6 separate regions of the Homo sapiens genome follow, and regions 1, 2, 3, 5 and 6 are each linked to region 4. The links are chromatin loops, found by intact Hi-C in ENCODE. Cell type or tissue: mammary epithelial cell. All regions are shown on one strand.

Region 1 (4,000 bases), 240 kb after region 4:
CCCATGAGACAAAGCAACCACATGTGCCTTCAAATACCATGTTCTGAGAAGGACACAACATACATCTGTGAGTTTCAAGCTCAAATGCAAGATCTGAATCTCATCATAAGGAAATGTTAGACAAACCCAAACTGAGGGACAATTTACAAAATTACTGACCTGTGCTATTCAAAAATGTCAAGGTCAAAAGCTCAGGAAATATTCCAAATTAAAGCAGACTGGAGAGATATGAGAAATAAATGCAATGCTGGATCAAATCTTGGACCGGGGGGAAAATTGCTATAAAGGCAATTGGCAAAATTTGGATTTGGGCTGAAGATTAGATGACAGCATTTTGTCAGTGTTAAATTTCCCAATTTTCATCATTGTACCATGGTTATATAACAAAATGTCCTGTTCTAATAAAATACACACTGATATATTTGGAGGTAAAGGAATATAATGCCTACTTACTCTCAAATGGTTCAGGAAAAAAAACATTAATACTTAGAACAAATGATAATGCAAATAGGCCAAAATGCAAACTTGGTGAATCTGAGGGAAGGGTAAATGGGAATTCTTTGTACTATTGCAATTTTCTGTACATGTAAAATTGTATCAAAATTAAAATTTACCCCCCAAAATCTTTTTCCACCAGTAAAATTTTTTCTTAAGTGAAATTCCACCTGGAAGCCCAATGTGTCCAACAAATAAAATTGGAGTCATTTGAGTGAAATGGGGATGGTAGCTCCAGAGGTCTGCCCACAGATTCCCCTCCCACTGTCCACAGCTACATCTGAAGGGCAAGGCCATAGCAACTTAGCTGTTCACAACCAGTCCCTCTCCATCAGAGCATTGGATGTGCCTAGGGTGGCATCTCTGTCCTCACCCCTCTTCAGAGCCTCTTCCCTGATCACCTCTGCCCTCCACTTTCCTCTGAGTCACGCTCACTGTGCTAATCAGGCCTCTTCCTAATATTTATGCAAATATGTTAATTGCAGAGAATTCTCACACTGTCTGCTATTGCCTAGGGTCCATGACACTCAGAAACGTTCTTCGCCAATCACACAGGGCTTCCCAGTTGCTAGTCCCATTTCTGCTTCAGGCTGCAGCTGCCCACACCTGTATTACAGATGGACTTCAGAAGAAGGAGCTCTTCTTGAAGAAGTCAATGCACTATGCTGATCCCTGCTATCTCCTCTTGGCCCTGTAAAATACCTCTGGCAGCTGCAGTGGAACTCTTTGGCATTAAGCAAGGAAAAGATACTGTATTCATTCCTACTGCAACAAACTACCATTATTATGGTGACTTAAAACAACACAAATTTATTCTCTCACAGTTCTGGTAGTACATAGCCCAAAAACCAATTTCACTGGGCTAAAGTTGGGGTGTTGACAGTGCTAATTCCTTCCAGAGGCTTTGAAAGGAGAATCTGTTTCCTTGTTTCTTTCAGCGGCTGGTGCCTGTCTGTCTTCCTTGGCTTGTGGCCTCCTCCTCCATCTTCAAAGTTCATCAATTCAATCTCTGCTTCCACCATCATATCACCTTCTCCTCTTCTGTGGAATCTCCCTCTGCCTCTCTCCTATCAGGACACTCATGATTACCTTTAGGGTCCACTCAAAGAACCCAGAATAATCTCCCCGTTGCAAGCTGCTTAATCACAGCTGCAAAATACCCTTTGCCATATTATAAAGTAACATTCACAGGTTCTGGGGATTCAGAAGTAGATATTTTTAGGGGCTACTATTCAGCCTACCACAGAGACCTAAATTGATTGCTGCCCAACAGGTTTTCCCTGTTACTCAAATTCCCCAGCCTTTATGATGATTTGCTGTCTTTCATTTAATTATTCCCCCAGGTGCACTGATTTGAGTTCAGAGTAGCTCGTTTGTAACATACACTGCCTTCGTTTTGCTGCTCTGCCCTATTGTGCCCCCTGCCGGCAGGTGACACTACAGAGCTTGTACCCGCACAGCCCTCACCTCATACATGCCCATTGTCAAATGAATTGATGGATAGCCCTAGCCCTGGATGGAATCCCCTGAAAGCAACAGAAAGGGGGTTGAGCAAGAAGATCCTCCACTGTTTTCCAAGCCTCTAGCTGGGGCAGATTGAGGTCTCCCTGGGAGATCTCATCAGCAACAACCACACTCATAAATCAAAAAGGAACTGAGCCACAGTGCTCCTGGAGAATGAAAGGGAAAAAAGAACATTGGTTCATGTTTGGGCTGATTCTAAACTATATGGGAATGAAAGCTTTGGGGGTGATGAATTTCCCTTTAATGCTGTCACATCTGTAGTCCTGGAGGTTTAACCTCTGATTTTTGGCTGTAAAACCAACATTATTTCTGCAAAGTTGACACCAGATGCTGCCAGAGAGATATAGCTAAAGTGATAAAAATCTATTTAACAGATTTAGTGAAGCAAATACAAACTAATTAACAATTTTAGAATTGGGATTAAACACTAATTCTTTTAAACCATAAAAACTGAGATGAACAAAAGGAAAAAAAAATCTTCTCCCTCTGAATAACTCAAAGGAGCCATCTGTTTGTCATTGAGAAAATGGCCCAATTGATAAATTTTGAACAAATTCCTACTTTTTTTCTGGATTTGAATGCATTATGGACAGCCAGCCCAGAAAGAAGGCACATTACTCCCTGGCTAATGTGTCAATCTGGGCTTCCCTGAAGCTTCAGAAAACAAGCTATTTGTGTACTGACTCAGAAATAAGGAGGCAAAGACTAAAATGATATCTTTATGAATCATGCTTGAGGCATATGTTTTTGACCATTAGTAAGAAACGATGGCCTGAGGTTCCTTCTAGCTTTCTCATGCAGTAGCCATTGGTGAGACACAAATTCTTCATTAGCATCTCTCAACAAGGGCTGAGGAGCCTCTCTGCTGCCATTCTAAGACTTCCCAGAATGGCCAAATTAGGCCAAGTCTGAACCATAAAATTGTGGAAACTGGACTTGCTGACCTCCCGTCTCCCCACCTGGATGTTCTCAGCCTCAATATGCAGTTTAATTCTAGAACGCAGGCTATACAATTAATCCCATCCTAATCAGGGTCGGGCAATGAGGAGAAATTCTGTTTACTCTGGTCGCAAATTCAGTTGATTTGACATCAAATCTGATTGTTGGACCCCTTCTGAGTGTCCCCTGGGAAGAACTCAGATCTATTGTGAGCTACTTGAGGATGGAGATCTTTGCATCCCTTGGGCCTAACCCAGAGGCCTGCATATATAAATGCTCAATTAATAATAATAAATTACCACTTGTTGAGTGCCAATTATGTGCCAGACACTGTGCTATCCCGTTTAGTCCTCTCAATAACGCTATGAAATAGGTGTTATTATGATCCATGTTTATGAATAAGAAAACTACATCTTAGATTAAGTAATTTGTCTAAGTTCATACAGCTCCTATGTGGCAAGATTAAGTTAAAACTCAGGCCTGTCTAATTCCAGAACTGATCTATAACCACTTACACATATTCTGCCATATGCATGTACACAATAAATCATTCCTTCACATTTCACTGTATTCTAAAAAAATGTTTGTGATTACTTTTCACAAATACAGCTAGTAGAACTCAATTGGGAGTATTGAGTTTCAGGAAAAATAAGAGTGGAAAGTCAAATTGTTAAGTGCATCGTCAGTCCAAATGAGGTCAGTGGCAGCACTTGGGGAACAATCTGAGGTACTCCTTGAGGTTTGGTCCTTGGACTCTTGAAGCAGGCAAGGCTGTGGACAACTGGTTTGAATGGGACAACTGCCAGAGAAAGTCCCATCAAGCTATGATGACCACAGAAAAGTTGACCAAAGACCATGGAGGGTGACCTGCAAGTGGACCAAGCCTGTCAATAGGATTTTGGGAACAGATCCCACAGATCTGGTACCATGCTGCCTCATTTTCTCCCAAGTGGGTCAGTGTTTGGAGTCTAGAAACAACATGTTTTAACAACTCAAAATTCTTCATTGGGTTGGGGCGTTATCAAAGCCAGTTACAGCCCAT
Region 2 (4,000 bases), 230 kb after region 4:
TCTTCTCCCAACAGTTCCTTTTGCCTTCCTCAAGAGCAGAGCCACACCTTGAAAATTGCCAGGTCCCTGGAGTAGTTTTTGAGTGACCAGAGCTGTGCCAAGCAGGGTATTTTTGTTAGTGAGTGAGCAGCTGCCCAGAACATTTCAGGAGATGATTTACTCCTTCTCTCAGAGCTGCTTATACCAGAGCTCTCTGTTCCTATCACAGCCTGTACCTCCCATGAAAACCCTGTCACAGTTTCTGATCTGAGAGGAGCCTGTTTGCCTGAAGGAAGAAAAATTCTCTGTTTCTTTCTGCCAGGTTTTCTCGCTTGTCCAGGATGTGTCCCCCTGGCCTGGAAATGGGGGTGGAAGTGTAGGGGCTATTAGCTGACCCCAGCCTGGATCCTGCCCAGCAGTTTGTCTGCAGCTGGAGGGGCCATGTCCTTGGCCCCTACCCTCTGACAAGCTGATAGTGCCTGGGCTTAGTTATGAAGCATTCAACCCCATGAGGCCGGGAGACCGTAGGATAATTCTGGCCCTTTCCAATTCCTTGACCCAAAGCTTGCATTTTAGCTAAAATGTCTTGCAACTTGGTTTGGTGCAAATGGTGGCTGCATGGTATTGTGACAAGAGCTCTAAGCTGGGAGCCAGAGACCTGGGTCTGGGTTCAAACTCTACCACTCACCAGCTATGTGACCTGGGTCTGGGCCTCAGTTTCCTCATCTGCCACAAGAGGGCTGACATATAGACTCTCCAAAGGCTCTTAACGTTGCAGTATTATCTAGTAGTGTGGGTTGTGAGCATGGCTAAGGAGCCAGAGTGCCTGGGTTCACCCCAGCTGTGGCATTTACCAGCTGAGTGACCTGAGGCAAGTTACTTAGGTTATTTAAACCTTACTTCCCTCATCTGTCCATGGGGATAATACTAGTACTTACCTCCTAGGATTCTTATGAGGATTAAAGAAGCACAAAAGTGCTTACAGTGGTGCCAGGCACATAGTAAATGTGCAATAGCTGTGGTAGTGTTCTTGTTTTTATCACTAAGTACCAAGCTGAGTCTAGCCTTAGCTATCAGGGATGGGGCTTCCTGTAGAAGCAGCTGTACTGGCAGCATTGTGTCTTCCTTCATCCTGACAGAGTCTGTGAAGTCAGTTACTACAACAGGAAAACCAGTGACCTCAGAACCAAAGTTCACTTGAAGCCCCCTCCAGCCCCAGCCTCAGCCCAGCCCAGCCCTGGACCTAGCCCAGGCCTGAGGCTTCCCAACCAGGCCCAGCCCCAAACTCCCTCCCTCCCAAGCTCAGGCAGACCCCTGGGCCTGACGGGTGGGTTAGCACACTTGGGCCCCCAAGTCCCGAATCACCAGGCGATTAAACTTGCCTTTTATTGTGGTCCTGAGGATTATAAACAAGCAGGCCTGACATACGGGTCATTCCTGAGACTCCTGCTTCATTGGCTTTAAGGCCCCCTTGGCGGTAAAGAATTTCAAAGCTGCTAACACCATAGTATATTAAAGTGGAATAAATTCCTCTGAATGGTCCTCAGGTGAGAACCAGTGCTGAGCAAATACCTCCTGGTTTCCTCTTGTAGAACCCAAGACTGACCCCTGGTGGTCTGTAAGACCTGCTGAAGCCCAGACTTCACCATGGTCATCCTTGAGAACCTTCTGTGTCTGAATCTGGTGTTCTCTCTTTCTCTCTCTCTCTCTCTCTCTCTTTCTCTCTCTCTCATCTATTAGAACTCTCTCTTTCTTTGTTCTATCAAAGAAAAGACAGAAGTCATTTCCTGAGTCCCTTGGGGGTGGGAATGGCATTGGAGGGAAAGCTTCAAAGCCAGTGCTCAAAGTAGAGTGGCAGAATATACCGTCCTGCCCTCACCCTCTGCACAGACATCAGAGTCCCACTTCTGGCACATAGCCAGGCAACCATCACTGGGCTCATGCTGCACACCCTGCTTTAAGGCCAGGACCAAAGAGCTTGGTCCCAGGCTGTGTCTACACAACCTATGCCTTCAGGGCCAGTGTCTAGACAACCTGCATCTCAATAATCCAATCTGCATACCATGCTTTTGTAACTCCTGTATGTGAAGTTCATATCTCTACAATCCAATTTCTGTACACTGTATGTCTCTTTAACATTTGTCTCTACAATGTATCTGTACACTCCATGTCTGTACAACTCCCCTGTACATAATCCTGTCCTGGGAAGCACATATCCACACAACACACTCATGCTGTCACATGGGTTTCTGCACACAACATGTCAGGGCAGAGAATGGATGACCAACCAGGAGGAGTTTTGCTTGTGGCTCATTTTGAAAAGAACGCCTTCCTCCTCAATTCATACTCCAGGATGGTGACCGCAAAAGCCATCTGGATTGTTCCTCCAGAAATGGCTCATTTATCTCAGGACTTCATAAAGAAAAGAAAAAGTTAAATGAGAAGAGCTAAAAACCTTACTGAGAAATGGCATGAAAAAGAGATTCTCTGTTATGTTTTTGAGGTAATCAAATTCACTATATTTTACTTGTAAAATAAACTTTGAAAAAAAACCTATCTCCAGCTATGCTTCTCTTTTAAAGTAGTTCACACTGTCCGTTTCTACTAATTGAGTTAATTAGCACAGTATCAGTGATGTCATCATCACAAAGGTTAAGGTTAAGGTTAAGAAGGTTAAGGTTAAGGTTAGGTAAGGTGAAGATCAAATTTCTGCAGAAAATATAGTTCACAACTTTAAACAAGATAAAAAAAGACTGTTTTCTCCAAAAAAAATGAAATATTCTTCATTACAACAAATATATTGCAATAAATGTTTCCTATAACAATTTTAGAGTCTTGAGCTTAAAACTATTATTTAAAAATTAAACTTTAAAAATGTTTAATATTAAGGGAAGGCTCTTTGTCCATTAATAAACAGACTTAGAAACTCAATTTTATGATGACAAGATATAGAATAAGCATAGATTTCACTTAAATGTTAAGGCACAAACTATCTAAATAGTTGCTAAGATTTTAGCCATCTAATCTTGTTTCTCAGTGGAATGCTGCTGGCATTTGGGGTTAAGAATATTCTCACCATGTGTCAGGTTGTCCCAGGCACTGCGGGATATTTAGCATTCTTGGTCCTGTCCACTGAGTACCAAAGACATCCCCCAGTCAGTGTGACAACCATAACCACTCCCAGACATTTTCAAACACACCCCCATGGGGTGGTACTGACCCCAATTAAGAAGTGCTGGTCTCACATGGACACAGGAAGGGGAACATCACACTCTGGGGACTGTTGTGGGGTGGGGGGAGGGGGGAGGGATAGCATTAGGAGTTATACCTAATGCTAAATGACGAGTTAATGGGTGCAGCACACCAGCATGGCACATGTATACATATGTAACTAACCTGCACATTGTGCACATGTACCCTAAAACTTAAAGTATAATAATAAAAAATTAAAAAAAAAAAAAAAAGAAGTGCTGGTCTCAACAAAACTTAATTGCTTATCCAGGACTCTACATTCTCAAAGCAGGGGTGGACAGCTCTTTAAGTTTTCCTCGAGGTTTTTGTTAAAAACCCGTAGGCTTTGGCTTTAACTTATTTTTTATTGAAACTTTTATTGAGATGATTATAAAGTCACATGCAGTTATAAGAAATAATACAGAGGGAGTCTTTGTACATTATGTCCAGCTTCCCCATGGTAACAAAATGTTTGTTTTGTTTTGCAAGACTATAGTACAATATCACTGATTGACACTGACACAATCCACACATCTTATCCTGATTTCCTACTTTACCTGTACGGATTTGTGTGTGTTTGTGGGGTGGGGGGTGTTTCACACATTGTTATCACCTGTGTTACGCTCATGCCTCCACCACACAGTGAAGACATTTCAACACCACCAGGATCCCTCATCTGACCTTTCATAATCACACCTATCTTCCTCCCACGCCAACCGCCTTCCCCTAGGTCCTAACCCTGGGCAACCACCAGTCTGTCTCCCAATTCTAAAATGCTCTCATTTCAAGA
Region 3 (4,000 bases), 470 kb after region 4:
CAAAATACTTAATTTGGTCTACATCACCCCACATCTGATTTTCTTAGCCCTCTCCCCATCCTTGCCCCACAACCTGTTTCTCTGATCTAATTTCCTACTGCTGGCACTTAATCCTTCTGCTCCCACCACACTGGATTTGCTGCTCCTGGGACATGCCAAGCATCTTCTTACTTTGGAGGTTTTATGTTCCTCCTTTCTTCTGGATAACTGGATGACTGGCTTTCTCCCCCTCCTCAGGTCTTGGCTCAAATGTCACTTTTTTTTTTTTTTTTTTTTTTTTTTTTGAGACGGAGTCTCGCTTTGTTGCCCAGGCTAGAGTGCAGTGGCGCGATCTTGGCTCACTGCAAGCTCCACCTACTGGGTTCACGCCATTCTCCTGCCTCAGCCTCCTGAGTAGCTGGGACTACAGGCGCCCGCCACCATGCCCGGCTAACTTTTTGTATTTTTAGTAGACACGGGGTTTCACCGTGTTAGCCAGGATGGTCTCGATCTCCTGACCTCGTGATCCGCCCTCCTCGGCCTCCCAAAGTGCTGGAATTACAGGCGTGAGCTACCGCGCCCAGCTTCAAATGTCACTTTTATTAGTAAAGTCCTCATTGTCAATTCTGATAACCTCCTGCAGATCTTAAGGGGCAGGAAAGAAATTCATATATATATTTAAAAACTCTAAACACATCCTCATCCCTCTTTCCTTTTTGTATCTCCATGTCTCATTACATGACATACTGCATGGTTATATCTGATTCCTGCTAGAATGTGAAGAGCATGAAGTATTTGACAGTTTTTTTCACTGCTGTATTCCCAGCATCTAGAACAGTGCCCAGTGCCCGGTAAACTCAAATATTTGTTCAACCAAATCATGAATTAATAAAATTACCCTACATGGCAGGATGTGGACATAGAGGAAGGAAGTAGTGGGAAGACCTCAGACTCGAGTTGTAGATCGATCTAGGGTTAATCTCTAACACAAGCAGGGTGATCTTAGGTAAGATATTTTTTATCTGAGTCTTGATTATTTTAGAAATTATTTTAGAAAATTTAGCTTGGGCAACGTGGGGAAACCCTGTGTCTACAAAAAAAAAAAAAAAAAAGTAGAAAAATTTGCTGAGTGTGATGATGCACACCTGTAGTCTCAGCTACTCAGGAGGCTGAGGTGGGAGGATCACCTGAGCCGAGGAGGTCGAGGCTGCAGTGAGCCATGATCACGTCACTGCACTCCAGCCTGGGCAACAGAGTGAGACCCTGTCTCGAATGAATGAATGAAAATGTGGCTAACGTGCAGCTGTAGTTCCAGCTACTCTGAAGGCTGAGGTGGGAGGATTGCTTGAGCCCAAGAGTTTGAGGCTGCAGTGAACTATGATCGTGCCACTGCACTCCGGCCTGGGAGACAGAGCAAGACCCTGTCTCAAAAATTTAAAAAAAAAAAAAAAAAGAAAGAAAGAAAACAGGGTTAATACTTAAGGATTGTCATGAGAGCTAAACAAGCTAATATGTAAAAGTCACTAGGGAAAGCATCCCACATAGCAGCCCAATAGATATGAATGTCACCCTCCTTTCTAAGATTCCTCCCCAGGAGAACTGCTTCCATCTTCTGAACTAACAAGATCATTGGCTAGATATAACTAAAGGGTATAGCTCAGTCTTATTTGATCAATCAAAAGCACTTGCCAGTTGACTTTCCTCTTTCCCACTTTGTTTTTCTCCCAGCTTCTCCTCAGTCTCCTTTAAAAGCCCTCTTTTTTCACCTGGCCCCTGAATGTTGCTGTTTTGCCTCCCTCCTTCAACACTGTCACTCACTTCTGTGGATCCGATTACCAGCTATCTGCTGATGACATCTGTATCTTGAGTCCAAACCCCTTTCCAGAATGTCTAACTCGCACATCCAACCAGCCCCTGGACATATTTCTGAATGTGCCACAGCACTTCAAACTCAATATTCATCCCTAAACTTTTTGCCGCAAACCAACACTCCCTCCCTTTCTAACTCTGCAACCATAGCCTCATGCAAACCAAAAACGAATCACTTTCTCACTAGACAATTTTCCAAGCAAAGTCCTACAAGAATATGCAAGAGCCCTGGACGAGGAGACACCTGAGCACAGGGCAGAGAGTAGCGGACACAGGACATTCAAGTCCCACAGCCTGCCCTGCCCCGCCCCGCAGCCCTGCCCTTGCCCGTCCTGACCCAGGGGGAGCGCAGGAGGCTGAGCTGGACCCAGGTCCCCGACCGATCAGCAACGCTGTCCCACAGCGCCCTCTGCCGGGATGCTGGGAGACCACCCCTGGCAGGTGGGTCGGGTTGCAAGGCTCTGGCCCTTGTCCTGTACGGCCCACGCGGAGGCAAGACCGAGACCCACTGGTCACGCTCATGGAGAGGGGGAAGTGAGAATGTTGCCCTGGGCTTGGTCTCCTGTCAACGGTGCATGACACGACGATGTGACTGGTAAATGAGCAGTGACTCCTCAAGAGCTGCTCAGGTCAGCTGCACAGCATGCCGAGCCACAGAGCAGAGCGCAGGCCCCAGCTTCCCGGGTCATCAGTCTCGGAGCCTAGGCCAATCGCTGCACCTCCCCAGGCTCTATCTGACTTACCTGTGAAATTATCCTTGGTCTGCCCAGCTCTCCAGTGCGTTTCGAGGGGCCGCATCGCTAGGTATGGAACATCAGTGATGGACAGCTGTGGAACTGTTCTACAAGTCCATGCGTCTCGCAAACATGTACTGAGTACATATTTGCCAGGGGCTACTCCAGGGCCAGAGATGTAACAGTAATGAGACAGTCTTCTTCTGGAAGCAACGTTCTGGGTGATAGCAGAGAGACAGTAAATCAACAAACGTACAGTGCCAGGCAGTAAAAAGTGCTGTATGCAGGGATGCGAGTAAGGGCTAGGGAGTGGAGTGAGTGCTGCTTGAAAGAGGGGGTTCTGGGATGGCCTCAGGAGGAGGTGGCCTTTGAGCAAAGATCTAAGAGATGCCAGGGGGTGAACTCCACAGCCATCTGGAGGAACAGCATTCCTGGCAGAGGGGAGGCCAAGCTGGAGGCCCTGAGATTGGGAACGCACCTGGCCTGTCTGAGGAACAATCTGGCCAAGCAGAGGGCAAGGGGGTTTGAGGCTGAGGAGAAGGGCGCCGGCCAGTGCAGAGAACTAGTCAGACCCAGTAAGGACTTTGGCTTTTATGCTGAGTGAGATGGGCTGCCTTTGGAGGATTGCTTTTTATCATTTGTTAATATCAATCCCTCATTAAGACCAGTGCAGTGCCTGCACTGCATCCTGAGCTCTGCTAGGACATATTATGATTATTGTAGCTAATGTTTGCCGAGGAGTTAGCATATGCCAGGCTGGACCAAATGCATCAAGGTAGTCATCCCTTGTAATCATCCCAACATCCTTGAGGCAGGTGCTTCACTATCCCCCTTCACTATCCCCATGTCTGAGCCCCAAACTGAGGCTCAGAGAAGCAAAGCACCTGCCCAAGATCTTTCATGTATTTGGCAAGTAGCTATGAACGCCTTTTCTGCATTGTATTAGGCTGTTTTCACACTGCTATAAAGAAATACCTGAGACTTGGTAATTTATTAAAAAAAAAAAAGAGGTTTAATTGACTTACAGTTCCACATGTTTGGGGAGAATTCAGGAAACTTGCAATCACGGGAGAAAGTGAAGGGCAAGTAGGCGCCTTCCTCACAAGGCAACGAGAGAGAGAGTGTGAAGGAGGAACTGTCAAGCACTTATAAAACCATCAGATCTCCTTGTGAGAACTCCCTCACTATCATGAGAACAGCATGGGGGAGACCGCCCCCAAGATCGAATCACCTCCCACCAGGTCCCTCCCTTGACACATGGGGATTATGGGGATTACAATTTGAGATGACATGAGATTTGGGTGAGGACACAGAGCCACATCATATCATGCATGCTCTTTTGAAGTACTGGGCCACACATCTATTAAGTCATGGGGTGGTGATTCAAGCCCTACACTGTAACTCAGGAGCCGGTGCTC
Region 4 (4,000 bases):
AACTTCATTCCCTCTGTAAAGACCCTATCTCCAAATAAGATCACATTCTGAGGTACTGGGGGTTAGGACAAGTTTGGGGTCAGGTGACACAATTCAGCCTCGAAGCTCCCTCCTTCAAGGAACAGGGACATAGGGGAGGGGTGGTGAGGGCCAGGCCAGGCCAGGCCCCAGGAGGCTGCCTACGCTCATCCCGCCTTGCTCAGGCAAGTCCTTCCTTGTTGGGGGACATCCCCATGGTCCTGACCTCCACAGAGATAAGGGTGGGCACTTCACAGGTGACAGGGAATTTTTGCATAAGTATCTGAGGCATTCATCATTGTCCTCCATGTCCACATCTCTTTTAAAGAAAACTATCCCAACCACAGTCCCAGGTGTGACCCTGTTTGTGCCATGACCATAGCTGATTCAGCCTGACCCATGGACAGGTATTTTGTTGGCTGCTGAGTAGGTAATGACTAAGCACAAAAATGACCAGCTGGGGCCAATCAAATTTTGCCTGTGAATTTGCACCATGACACACCATATTCAGCCAATTGAAGAAGGCCAGGACCCATGGCCATGCACAGGATGTACCTGGGGAAGAGCCAGCCTCAGAGGACCAAGAAACTAGACCCCTGTGCAGGCTGGGATCATGGGGAAAACCACAACTAAGCAGAGAAAAGAAAGGAGCTGATGAGCAAAAGGCAGCAAACTGGCCCTGGAGCTGCCTGGGTTTCCTCCTCCCAGACCCAACCCATACACACCCTGATGTTTTTTCTTTTCCCTCAGCTGGTTGACCAGCTCCCTGCTCTTTACAACAAACAAGACTGATAGAAGCAGGATGTAAAGATTTTAGATACCAGGACCTACTCCCTCACAGCCCCTCGCCCATGGGGGAATGCACACACAATCCCTACAACGGCTGTGCACACATGCAACAGAGGTACACATGTTTCACCATCTATGTACACATCCACGCACAGGTTAACATAGCCACACACATACACATATGCACACACATGCAGCAGGTTGGACACATGCAGACATACATGTACATACTCAGATACACAAACGTGCATGAGTGCAAACACACTGACTCCATAGAGAAAAGGGATTTCTGCTCCTCCCAGAATCTGCTTTTATAAGAATAGGGCTGTCATCATTTGACATGGCCCTTGTGAAGCAAAGGTTGTTGGAAATCAGAGCTCTTTTATTCTTACCATTTCTAATTACAAGCAAGAGATGTAAGGGGGTTCTGAGGCAAGACAGAAGCATTCACTCTCTGCCCTTCAGATTTTATCGCCATGGTCACCACTCTCTAAAACCCAGTAAAACAAACAGAATAGTCACCCAAAAACGTGTCATCTCTCAGCCATGCTCCTTCTCCTGCCTTCAGCTCCAAACAGGAGGGAGGGGAATGAGGTAGACACCCTAGACCACATCTAGCACCTGACCCCATAAGACCCTCAAGTCCCACTGCCCTGCCCTCTGCCTCAGCCAACCTCTCTACCCACAGTCAGGAATTTTAACCTTCCTTGTTGTTTTGGAAACAAGATTGGGCAGAAAGGGCCTGGAGAGACATTAGCCCTAATGTGGGTGTCTTTTAAAATTATATGGTGTAGCCACATCGTGGAAACCAGGTTTTAAAGACTGTCACCACATAATGTCTCTATGTCCCTGTCCAATTGAGCCAAGTTGTCCAGATCTGTACCCTCTGAGTATCTCTTCCTCCCCGTGAGCCCCTCCCATTGCCTTCTGGCTCCTGCCGCTGCCACCCTCGCCACAGCCTCTAGGGGGCACTGTGCTCCCTTCGTGCTCCCACCCCCAGGTTCCTTTACAGTCCAGGTGAGGTACACTAGGATTTCCAAAAGGAACTGAACTACTAAAGGAGGACTCCAAGGAAATGATCCTCAAACCAAAGAGATGGCGTGAGAGTTATTTCTCCCCAGTACTTTCTGTTCCCTTAAGTTGTTCTACTCACGCCTTTCCACGGGCCTGGTCTGTCTTTGGTTTCTAATCATGGAAATGCTCCTGGTAGAACCTGACCCTTTCCCCAACAAGGGGAAAAAAAGCCCCTTCTGTACTCAGGATATGAGTCGGGGCCTCGGATCTGGGGAAGGGGAGATGAAATGAAGAGAGTTTAACAACCGAAGTTCTTCGAAAGCATGGCTAGGGTAGGGTGACGAACCCTGAGACAAGAGCAGAAGCCCTTCCTACCCTTAGAGCTAGAGGGGCAAGGAGAGGGAGGAGTGCCAGCAGGCTCACTGGAGGCTGCAGCCAGCAGGACCCCACAGCCAAAGGCAGAAGAACCCCCACTATAGAAACCACAGCTGAGCGAAGAGGGAAAAACCACAGCCAAACGAAGGGGGGGGAAACCCCCCTCTCCATCTGCTGTCAGATATTCCACCAAAGCCTCCCACTGGCCAAACCCAGCTGGGGGTGGGGGTCGGGGGAGCCACTGATTCAGCCCACAGGGGTCAATACAGAGCAGGCCAAGAAGAGCAGGGAATGAGTCACCAGTACATGCCACCCTCAGCCTAGCCCTGGTCTGGATGTCACAGGCCACTTGCCCATCCTGTCTTGCCAGTTTGCATCCCTCTCCCAGTCCCTGAATACTCTTACATGGACACTAACCATACCACTTCCTTTGACATTTAACCATTCCTTTTATTGGTAAGAGAGAGGAGACAGGAGAGAGATCTCCCCAATTACAGCATGAGCCACCTGAAGACATCATTGGCACTGCATCCTTCTGTCCAATTCCTCTGGGGTCATTGAGACCCAGACCCCCTCTCATAGGCTTGCTTCCTCCTTATCTCTAAGGAAGGTGGTCATGAACAGCCCCAGCCCCATCAGCATGCAGGGACCTGCAGTTTTGATGCCCTAGATGAGTCTGGGGTGAGTTTTGATCTTGTAGCCTTGGAATCGCAAACAGACTCCATCTGTTTAAGGGCATTCAGTTGGTCCTGGCTGCCTGAAGTGATGTGTTGGGGAGGATTCTGAGGGTCTGGCTTCCATAGGCAGGAGTATCAGAGAGGATGAGCAGGAGATGGGTGAACTGTGTGTGTTATATATTTGGCCTTTCCATCCTGCCCTTTCTACCCCGTCTGCTGTGCTGGCTGAAGAGGTCCTTCTCCCATCAGGAACTGAATGTCCCCAAAAACCTCAGCCCACTGGGTTGGTGCTCTGGAGCTCCACCTTGGCTAGGGTGCTACCACCAAGGGGTCACCTACTCGTAAGTGCTATGCCCTGCTCCAAAGACACAAACCCTTGGTCATGGTCACCTGCCCAAACCATGCGAACCCTCCATATGCGTTTGAGGTGCTGGCCTTTGCTATGGATGCAGGTTCCTCAGCCCCTCGCTCTTTGAACTCTGGCTCCCTCCCCTTTCCATCAGGGAAGGGGCTCCAGTCTCAGTATATCTGCTCACCTGCTGAGCTCACTGGATTATGAGTGGTGTGTAAGAAGATCCTAAAAATGATAATAACATCAACTAATTGATGACTTTGATGGCCAGGCACTGAGGTGAGTACTTCTATTTTCTCATTTAATATTCAATATAACCTTATCACGTAGCGCTATTATTAGCACCCTGTTTTACAGTTGAGAAAACTAAGGCACAGAAAGGCCAAATCATTCGATAAGGACATATAACTAGCAAAGGCTGGATTTGAACCCAGGGAGGCTGACTGTAGAGCCTTCCCTTTTATCCTCTTCTATACTATTCTGCCTCCATTCTGGACCCTGGGAACTCCACAATAACTTTATGCTGGAAGCTGCCATTGATACCAAAGTGTCCCACCCTGAAGTTCTACCTGGACCAAAGGAGCAATGACAACTAACACCTATAGAAGTGCCAAACCTGGCCCAGTAATATACCAGTGCCCTACCAACTCACTTAAACGCATGTTATCCTACAAGATGGTTCCAGTACTGACATCATTTTACAGAAGAAGAGACTGAGACACAGAGGTTAAATAGTTTGCCCACAGCTAGCGAGGAGTAGTAGCCAGAACTTGTA
Region 5 (4,000 bases), 520 kb before region 4:
ATAATATCTTGCAGGATAATCTGGGGGACTACTTTCCTAGATTTTCTAAGAATGCGAGATGATGGGGGAAGACTCTTTTAACAAGAGGTTAATCACATTTAACCACATAAAAATTCACACCCCTGTATTGCAAAGATATCATAGGCAGAGTCAATAGACAAGCAAGTGATTTGAAAAGAATAACTGTACCGCAGGTGACAGGTAGAATATGTGTAATGAAAATATACTATAAACTCTTACAAATGGCAAGCAAAAGACAAATATCCCAGTAAAAAATGGCCAAGTATTATAAATAGGCACTTTGTGGAAAAGCAAATTCAGTTGTCAACAAACATAGGAAAGGTTGCTCAAATTTATTAGAAGTTAGAGAATGCAGAGTAAAGTAATACGGAGATTATTACCCCGTCAGACTAGTGGGAAGCAGCAGTCATGCCGCCTGCTGGTGAGATGTAGGGAAAAGGCCCCTGCATAATTTTGACCAAGGAAATGTAAATTATTTCAGTCCTTTTGGAAAGTAATCTGACAACTTCTTTTAAAAATAAAAAGTGCTGGTGGATTCCTTCCACCTAGCAATCCCTTTCATAGGCTTTCTTTTCTATGCATAAGCCCAGTCTGATTGAAAGAGATTTCTGTAAGATATTATTCAGTGAGAAAAACAAGATGTCAGGAAATGTGCATAGTATGATTAGATTTTTGTAAGACAATCAATGAAAAGCCTCCCTCAATATGAATGTGAGTATGAGAGATTAAATAAATATGGAGAAATATATGGAAGGATACATGCTAGGCTATTGACATGGATTTTCTATGATATAGGGGGGAAGGGAAGAATTATAGACCCAGTATAACTTCTTGAACCATTTTCTATACAATACATTTAAGTGATTTCTTATTTTTCCCAATTTAAAGTTTTATTCTACTGAAGTTGTTTCTACTGAGGTCAATTTTTTCCACATACATTTTTTTTAAGGCTCAGTAATTAGCATTTTTTCTTATCTTGTTTAATTATTACTTTTACTATTGTGAGTTTTCTTCTTGGCCATTGTTGTTAGCAAGTACAATTCTCCTGGGTAAAATTGACAGGTAAAAATTTGTAAAGAAAATTTTATTTTTTTTAGACGTGGTCTTGCTCTGTTGCCCAGGCTAGAATGCAGTGGTATGATCTTGGCTCACTCAGCCTCCCAAATAGCTGGTACTACAGGTGTGCACTACCACACCTGGCTAATTTTTGTATTTTTAGTAGAGACAGGGTCGCGTCATGTTCCCCAGGCTGGTCTCAAACTCCTGGGCTCAAGTGACCCACCTGCCTCGGCCTCCCAAAGTGCTGGGATTAAAAATTCTATTCTTTTATATGAAAATTTTTAGTTCGAATTTTCTATTTTCAATATTACCTAAGATGTAGGATTCTTTTTTTATTTTTATTTTTTGGTCGTAACAAATTTTACTGTTTGAAGCTTTTGCCATTGCTAGTTTTACTTCGAACAGATTCTTTCTGCAGGTAATATTTGTTAAGAATTGGATGAGTTAGGGATTTTATATTTCTTGGCACAGAGAACAAAGCAAATGAGAAGAGCAGAAATGTGAGATTTAAATGTACCATGGAATGAAAATATATTTGGGGTCAAAAAGTTAGGGTCAAAGTGCTTTCCTCTGTGCCTGGCACAAGCTAAGTAAGTGCTTGGTAATTACTAATTATTAACATTATTACTTTAAGGTGTAAATCATTCTTTTATTCACTCCTGCTGCTCTATTTAGCCATCCTAGTCTATGCAATGCTTTGTGCTTTGGTTTAGGGAGACAACAATTTTTGTGGCTCCAGGGCCAGGGCAGAGTAACCTAAGTGAAGCAGGTCAAGGGAAAGGTCCGAAAGGGAGTGGTAGGGAGTGTGTCACACTGGTGAGGCCATGCTCAGGCTGAAGGGAGCAGTTGCTCTGGCTAATTGCTGTCATGAAGGAGTGTGGATCTTGTGTTGCTATATCTTTAGATTTTACAACATGCTGAAAATATCCACGTTTTTAGGTGAAATCTGATATTTATGTGCTGGTGGGTAATTTGAATTTTATTAAACACAGTGTGGGCCAATATGATGCAGTTTGAACAAAACATGTCTGCAGGCCGCATGCTCGTTTCGAACTCCCTGGGCAACTCAGCCCATAGCTGTCCTCATGTTCCCAATGCTGGGAGCTGTGATCTATTAGGCAGACGTCACACTGTCTGAAAAATACCTCCTGCCAAGGAAATTAGGTTGTGAGTCAACCCCAGGATCCGATAAGTCAGGGGTGCACTAGGTCTAGATCTGAAGGATGGAGGCCAGGGGGAGTGTGTTAGGGAAGGAAGGATTTGCCTAGATGCATCTGAGATTGTCTCCCATTAGTATCAGGGCATCCCCTTGAAATACCTGTGTGGGTTGTTGGCTGTCCAGCAGGTGGCAGCATTAGAACAGAGATGGGCCAAGTTAGGCCCATAATATTTACAACTCCGTCCTTCCTTATTTGCGTATGAATAAGGGAAGAATAGATTACTGCAGATGAGCTTTAGAGGGAAGAAAATTATTTGCCATATATTTTTAATTAAAAAATACTTAAGCCCCTACTCAGCGCCAGCTACTGCGCTGTGCACTTTCTCAGCCATCATCTTATTGAATCCTCACAACCTGTGATGTAGGCAACCCTTTCCCCCATGGTGAAGATGAGGAAATTGAGTCCCAGAAGCTGAAGGAATCTATCCCAGGAAGTACAGTTTCTGAGAAGCAGAGCTGAATCAGCAAGTAGGGCTTTGGTCTTTTCACAGAATCACACCTGATGCTGCAAGCCTTGTGGTCGTGTGGTCGTGTTGCTGTCTCAGTTCTGTTAACATTTGCCTAATGATCCTGAGAAACTTGGTCTCTGTTCTGGGACAGAGAAAGCAGAATGCCATATGTCTATCACATGGCAGGGGACATTTGCTCTAGACACTCAACAAGGTGGCTGTGCCCCAGAGCTGGTAATTGAGAGAAGATTGATCCTATTATGGAGCAATGCTGCGTGTGCAGTCTGAGAGTGGATGTGGACATTTGATGTGTTCCTCCTTTTCTAGATAACATCTCCTGTGACAAGCACAGATTGCTGTTTCCTTTATTTCTTACTGTTCAAAGCATTGGCATAGAAAATGAGTTATCTAAGAAGCTGAATGTTTCTTGTGATAAATGTGAGGGGCCGACCATCATTCCAGCCATTCAGTAATTAAGGCTGCAGGATGCTTGCATAACAGACCTATCCCTTGCCTATTTCATACGGTGTCAGATTGTGTTTGATTAATAATGATTAATCTCATGATTTTGTATAAATGGCTTAAATCTGTGAAACCATTTGCCAAATAAATTAGATCCACCAGCAAAGTTCAAAATTTCTTCCAGCAGAGGCAGTGTTGGGTAGAGAGCAGATTCAGAACATCCCCACTTCCTATGTGACCTCCTGCAAGTAACTAGTCTCCTAGGGACTCTGTTTCCTCATCCGTAAAGTAGGGGGTGGAAAGGATGACATCAAAGGGTCCTGCCTGCTTTGAGAGTCTACGATCTTCTGGAGTCCGAGTGGATCTGCATGTGAACAGAGGAGATCCAGAGATGGGCACCTTCACAAGAACGATCCTGTCACTGGCTAGTTGGAACCAACTAAAAGGACACTGTTAAATGACATTTAGAGAACATGGGTTTGATCAGACAGTTGTGATCCAAATCCTGGCTCTGCCAGTTGCTAACTGTATAATAATCTTCGAAAGTCACTTAAATGCTCTGAACCTCCACTTTCTTAGTAGATAACCCGAAGATATGCTGTGGGTGCTAAAAAGTCATAGTTATATCCTTGACATGTGTTAGCTGCCTAATGAATGGTAACAATTTTCATTAGTCATTGTTGTGGGTTGAATTGCATCACCTGACAATTCGTATGTTGAAGTCCTCATCCCCAGTGCCCTACTTAGAGAGTGACTTTATTTGGAGATAGGATCTTTATAGAGGTAATCA
Region 6 (4,000 bases), 92 kb after region 4:
CATGTGATTGCTCTCAGGGCCCACCTGGATAATCCACATGATCTCTCCACGTCAAGATTCTCCATCACATCTACAAAGGCCCTTTTTGGCCACATAAAGTAATAATCATGGGTTCCAGGGATTAGGAGGTGAATATCTTTTGGGAGAGGTGGGTACTTTTGTAGCCTACCAAAGTGGGCAGATATGCTAATAGTTGGGGGAGCTGGACAGAAAAAGAAAGGATTTCTCAGCCCTTTCAGAAGCATTCCTGAGCAGCCTTCAAGCAGCACAGCCTTCCCAAGAGAACTGGCTCCACTATACTTAGTCTGATCCTCTGAGAGAGGGACGGTTTGTGAAGAAGGAGGCAAGGAATCCCTGGATAAGGCCCTAAGGGCTAAAGAGCGAGAGACTGGATCTTCTAAGGAGAGCAGAATCGAAAGTTAAGCTGTCCTCAGGAGTTTCTGTATTCCTTTCTCACATGCTTTTTCCAGCTTTGCAGGTAAAATATGTGTAAAAACCATTGACTCTATTAAGAATTCTGCTCTGGGACCACTGTGTTTTCAAATAGTGGCTAATAAACTCTCTTCCTCCCATTCTCCTTTGAGGCTATTATTCTTTTTCCCTCTCTCATTACTCAGCTGGAAACCTTCTGTTTCTGCTTCCCCTCCTTATGCCTAGATTATCCCTCATCCTTCCATGTTGGGAAAATCACTCCCAACCCAGGAAACCCTGAGGGGCAGCATTCAGTCATGCTCAAAAGCTAAAAAGTACAGTAACTATTTCCTGAAAGAAGAGGGGCAAGCATGACTAGAAAACAGATGCTCTTGAAAAGGCAAAAACCCCTCAGGAAAAGCCTCAGCTCATACCTGAATCTGTGCAGTAGGAGGCTCCCCTGATCGACTGCACCTGGGCAGTGCCCCAGTTAGCTGGGGGGTGGGAGGGACAGTTAAACTCAGGGCCTTTGGTGGAACACAAAAGGAGGCGCTGAGAACTGAGGCAAACTATGGAATGAACTTGTATATTATTTTATATATGCTTATATATCCAGAGTTCAGTGTTAACACTGCGGCAGATGAGAGGTAAGGATTTAACCACCAGCCCCTCCATATTAGACACTGGTGCAGCCTTAAATCAGGAGTGGCCGGGCAGGGTCTCATCTAATATTGTCCAGCTCCGTTGTTTGATGCCGTCCCATTTGTTTCACCTTCCTTTCTGGGCCGGGATAACCTGGTCTTCCACATCCTGGCACCAGGGTGGTCATACTTACTGCTCATATTTCTTTCTTCAAAGAGCAGACTTTGTCAGCTAAGCTCCCGTTGTTCTCACTAAACCTGACCCTATTAGCTACTACACTAGTTTGTGCAGGAATTTTAGCTTTTCCTTGATTAGAATGTGTCTATATCAGTCAGAGCTGGACCAGAGAAGCTGAACTAGTAGGAGAGATAGAGAAAGGGGGGAGGGGTAGTGAGAGAGAGAGAGAGATAGATTAAGGGACCTTTTACAGGTAATTGACCTATGCATTGTGGGAGCTGGTTAAATAGTCCATGTAAGGCTGTCTCTGTGTCTGATGGTGGAGCTTAAAGACCACAAGGCAGGCATCAGGAAGGGAGGATTATGAACAGGCTGGAACCCCACAGGCACAAGCTGGGACCTCACAAGGACAGGCTGGAACCTACTATTCTTGTTGCCTCTGACCTTGGTGAAGAACTCCTACATAGACCAGACCCTCAACCCTGAGCTAAACACTCACACCTGGCCCAGCTATTGCTTCACCAAGGAGGTGAGTCAGCAGGTTAACAACAGTGTACATGTGCTACATGATGGCTACTGCCTCCCTTTTGCCCCCAAAAAATCCTTAGAGGATCTCCTAGTTCACCCACCTTAACCAGAAACACATGTAAAGGGAATCATTGCATGTCAGCAAGCCAAACTGACATGTTACAAAGCCAGCACAGTGTCTTAGGTCAAATGTCCCAGGAAACAGACTATGAGATGGAGATGTACATGCAGGAGATTTACTGGGGTGTGTTCTTGGGAGTGAAGGAAGCCAGGGGCGGGGCAGAGGGAGAAGGTGAGCTGAGAGGCAGTTGCAACAGGATTCTGTATGGAGCTGGGATGGCTTTCAGGGTTGTCTGTAATGAAGGCAAGTCTGCCTCGGGGAAGAGTGCATGATCTTGGGAGATAGAGGGCAATTTCCAAAGGGGCCTCAGCTGTGAGCTGTCAGCAGCCACTACTACCAGCTGCTGGAGGAATGAGTGCCTCATTCCCAAAGGGGGGATCTGGACATATATGACAGTATCCAGTATAGTCTGCTTCAACCTGCCTGTGATGAGTGTGGATATTCTATGCTGGAAGAGGGGTTTTTAGGTGGGTAGGAGGTGAATGATTCTCCCTGTTACTCGAAGTTCATTTATTTGGTGGCTTTTTCCTAGTCCTCTGTTTCTAAACTTTTTCCCAGTTACAAAGGCTGGAGTAGAAACTTTTCACAGCTTCCCTGGTACTTTTCTGTTCCCCTGCTTCATGCCTGCTACATATGATTACATGGATGTTCCTCCATACTTAGGCCTCCCTCAGAGAACCTGGGTTTGGGGAATGTGGAATTCTAGCAAGTAGTATAAATTTTCTGAATGTCCTGCCAAGTGAGCTTGGAAAGCCAGGGCGGAGGCCTCGCCTTCAGAAAGGCTGCCTAAGAACCTCATTCCCTGTGGTCCACTTGGGGGTGATGTGTGTCCAGCTCCACCCGCTAAGTCATGTTTTTTAGTAACAGTGCAGATCCATAAGTGACAGAAAATACCAGGTTGCCGTTTTCTCATTTCCCAGAGCCATCAAACCACCTCTTACACATTACTATTCTTAAACATCCTCAAATTAAAATTATCCTTAGAATTTGAGAGTCACACATACATAAAAGTGTGGACAAGTACAGAAAATAAGTCCATCCTTCGAGTGCCTTCTATGTCAGTGAATGGCACCAGTCTCCATCTGGATGTACAACTCAGAATCCAAGGAGTCTTCTCAGCACCTCCCTCTCCTGCAGCCCCCATAATACAAAAGACTGTCAATCCACCCTCTTAAAGAACTCACCAGTTCTCCCTCCCACTTCTCTCCTTCTCCACTGCTGCCTCCCCACCCTCAAACTGCCATTGCCCCTTCTCTGGGCCCCTGTAGTGGCCTCTAAATTTGTCTGCTGGCATCTTCTCCTACCCCCTTCCAATCTGTTCACCATTCCACAAATAGAACAGAATAGTCTTTTAAAAATACAATTCTCATTATGTATTTCCTGTCCTTAAATTCCTTCTGTGTCTTCCTACCTATTTCAGTCAGAATAAAAACTCAAATTTTAATGTGGTCCACAAGCCCCTACAAGGCTCTTCAAGGCCCTGCAAGGCCCCAGGCCTTGTATTGCCCCTGGCTGCACCTCACTTGCTGGGTTCCACCAGTCTAGCCTTCTCTCAGTGCCTTCTCTGAGCCTCCCTTCTGTCATTTTCACACCCTTGCCTACTTAACAGCTGCTGCGGTTTAGTGGTTACTAATACAGACTCTGCAGTCAGACTGACAGGCTTTGAGTCTCCAGCTGTATAGTACCCTCCTCTTTTTTTTTTTTTAACTGTGTAGTCTTAGACAATTGGCAAAAGCTAACTGTATCTCAGTCTCCTCATCTGTGAAATGGAGGCAATAACAGAACCTTTAGCTAGAGGAATAAATAATTCAGCATTCACAGAGCACTTAGTGTGTGCTCAAAAATATTAGTTATTGTAATAACCCATCCTTCAGTTCTCAGCCCAAGCACTTCCTCAGGGAGGTCATCCTGGTAGGCCCTCCCTGAGCCAGGTCAGGGATCCCCCAGGTGTGCTTATAGCTTCCTGCCCCTTTCTTTCACAGCACATAGCATAGTGTGGTTCTGTCTGCCCTCTGCTCTAGGCCATAAGCCCCTTCAGGGCAGAAACACTGCCTGTTTGCTCTCCGGTACATCCCCAGAGCCTGCCCCGTTTCTAAAAATAAACATTCCCTTTTCTGGTGC

The links. Peaks named below come from ENCODE experiments on the same cell type or tissue, not always from the same donor. Only the 100,000 strongest peaks of a DNase experiment are listed, where the experiment ranks them.
Region 1: a loop joins it to region 4, with 11 times the contacts of the local background. A loop is called at or near these places in 67 of 110 quality-filtered maps.
Region 2: a loop joins it to region 4, with 13 times the contacts of the local background. A loop is called at or near these places in 71 of 110 quality-filtered maps.
Region 3: a loop joins it to region 4, with 9 times the contacts of the local background. A loop is called at or near these places in 5 of 110 quality-filtered maps.
Region 5: a loop joins it to region 4, with 8 times the contacts of the local background. A loop is called at or near these places in 12 of 110 quality-filtered maps.
Region 6: it touches region 4 in a loop (2.6-fold over the local background); 3 of 110 quality-filtered maps call a loop at or near these places.

The regions. Positions count from the first base shown.
Region 1 is chr11:11,026,192-11,030,191 of GRCh38, reverse strand. No RefSeq gene overlaps it. Among named protein-coding and RNA genes, the nearest start is that of LINC02752, 87 kb to the left of the region's middle. In mammary epithelial cell, a CTCF peak has its summit at 1,923 (motif pointing left); a DNase peak (open chromatin) is centred at 2,741.
Region 2 is chr11:11,034,606-11,038,605 of GRCh38, reverse strand. No RefSeq gene overlaps it. Among named protein-coding and RNA genes, the nearest start is that of LINC02752, 79 kb to the left of the region's middle. RefSeq lists enhancers at 762-1,262, 1,263-1,763. In mammary epithelial cell, a CTCF peak has its summit at 1,585 (motif pointing left); a DNase peak (open chromatin) is centred at 2,225.
Region 3 is chr11:10,790,894-10,794,893 of GRCh38, reverse strand. No RefSeq gene overlaps it. Among named protein-coding and RNA genes, the nearest start is that of SNORD97, 8.7 kb to the left of the region's middle. RefSeq lists a silencer at 2,137-2,276 and enhancers at 1,937-2,486, 2,487-3,036. In mammary epithelial cell, a CTCF peak has its summit at 2,264 (motif pointing left); a DNase peak (open chromatin) is centred at 2,223.
Region 4 is chr11:11,263,973-11,267,972 of GRCh38, reverse strand. No RefSeq gene overlaps it. Among named protein-coding and RNA genes, the nearest start is that of CSNK2A3, 87 kb to the left of the region's middle. RefSeq lists an enhancer at 2,336-2,837. In mammary epithelial cell, a CTCF peak has its summit at 1,775 (motif pointing right); DNase peaks (open chromatin) are centred at 492 and 1,782; H3K27ac peaks cover 1,132 bases.
Region 5 is chr11:11,786,372-11,790,371 of GRCh38, reverse strand. No RefSeq gene overlaps it. Among named protein-coding and RNA genes, the nearest start is that of MIR8070, 5.2 kb to the right of the region's middle. In mammary epithelial cell, CTCF peaks have their summits at 439, 2,412 (motif pointing right) and 3,406; no DNase peak of the experiment used is centred here.
Region 6 is chr11:11,171,555-11,175,554 of GRCh38, reverse strand. The region is part of intron 5 of LINC02752 (long intergenic non-protein coding RNA 2752); the gene reads right to left. Among named protein-coding and RNA genes, the nearest start is that of LINC02752, 58 kb to the right of the region's middle. In mammary epithelial cell, no CTCF peak of the experiment used is centred here; a DNase peak (open chromatin) is centred at 1,784.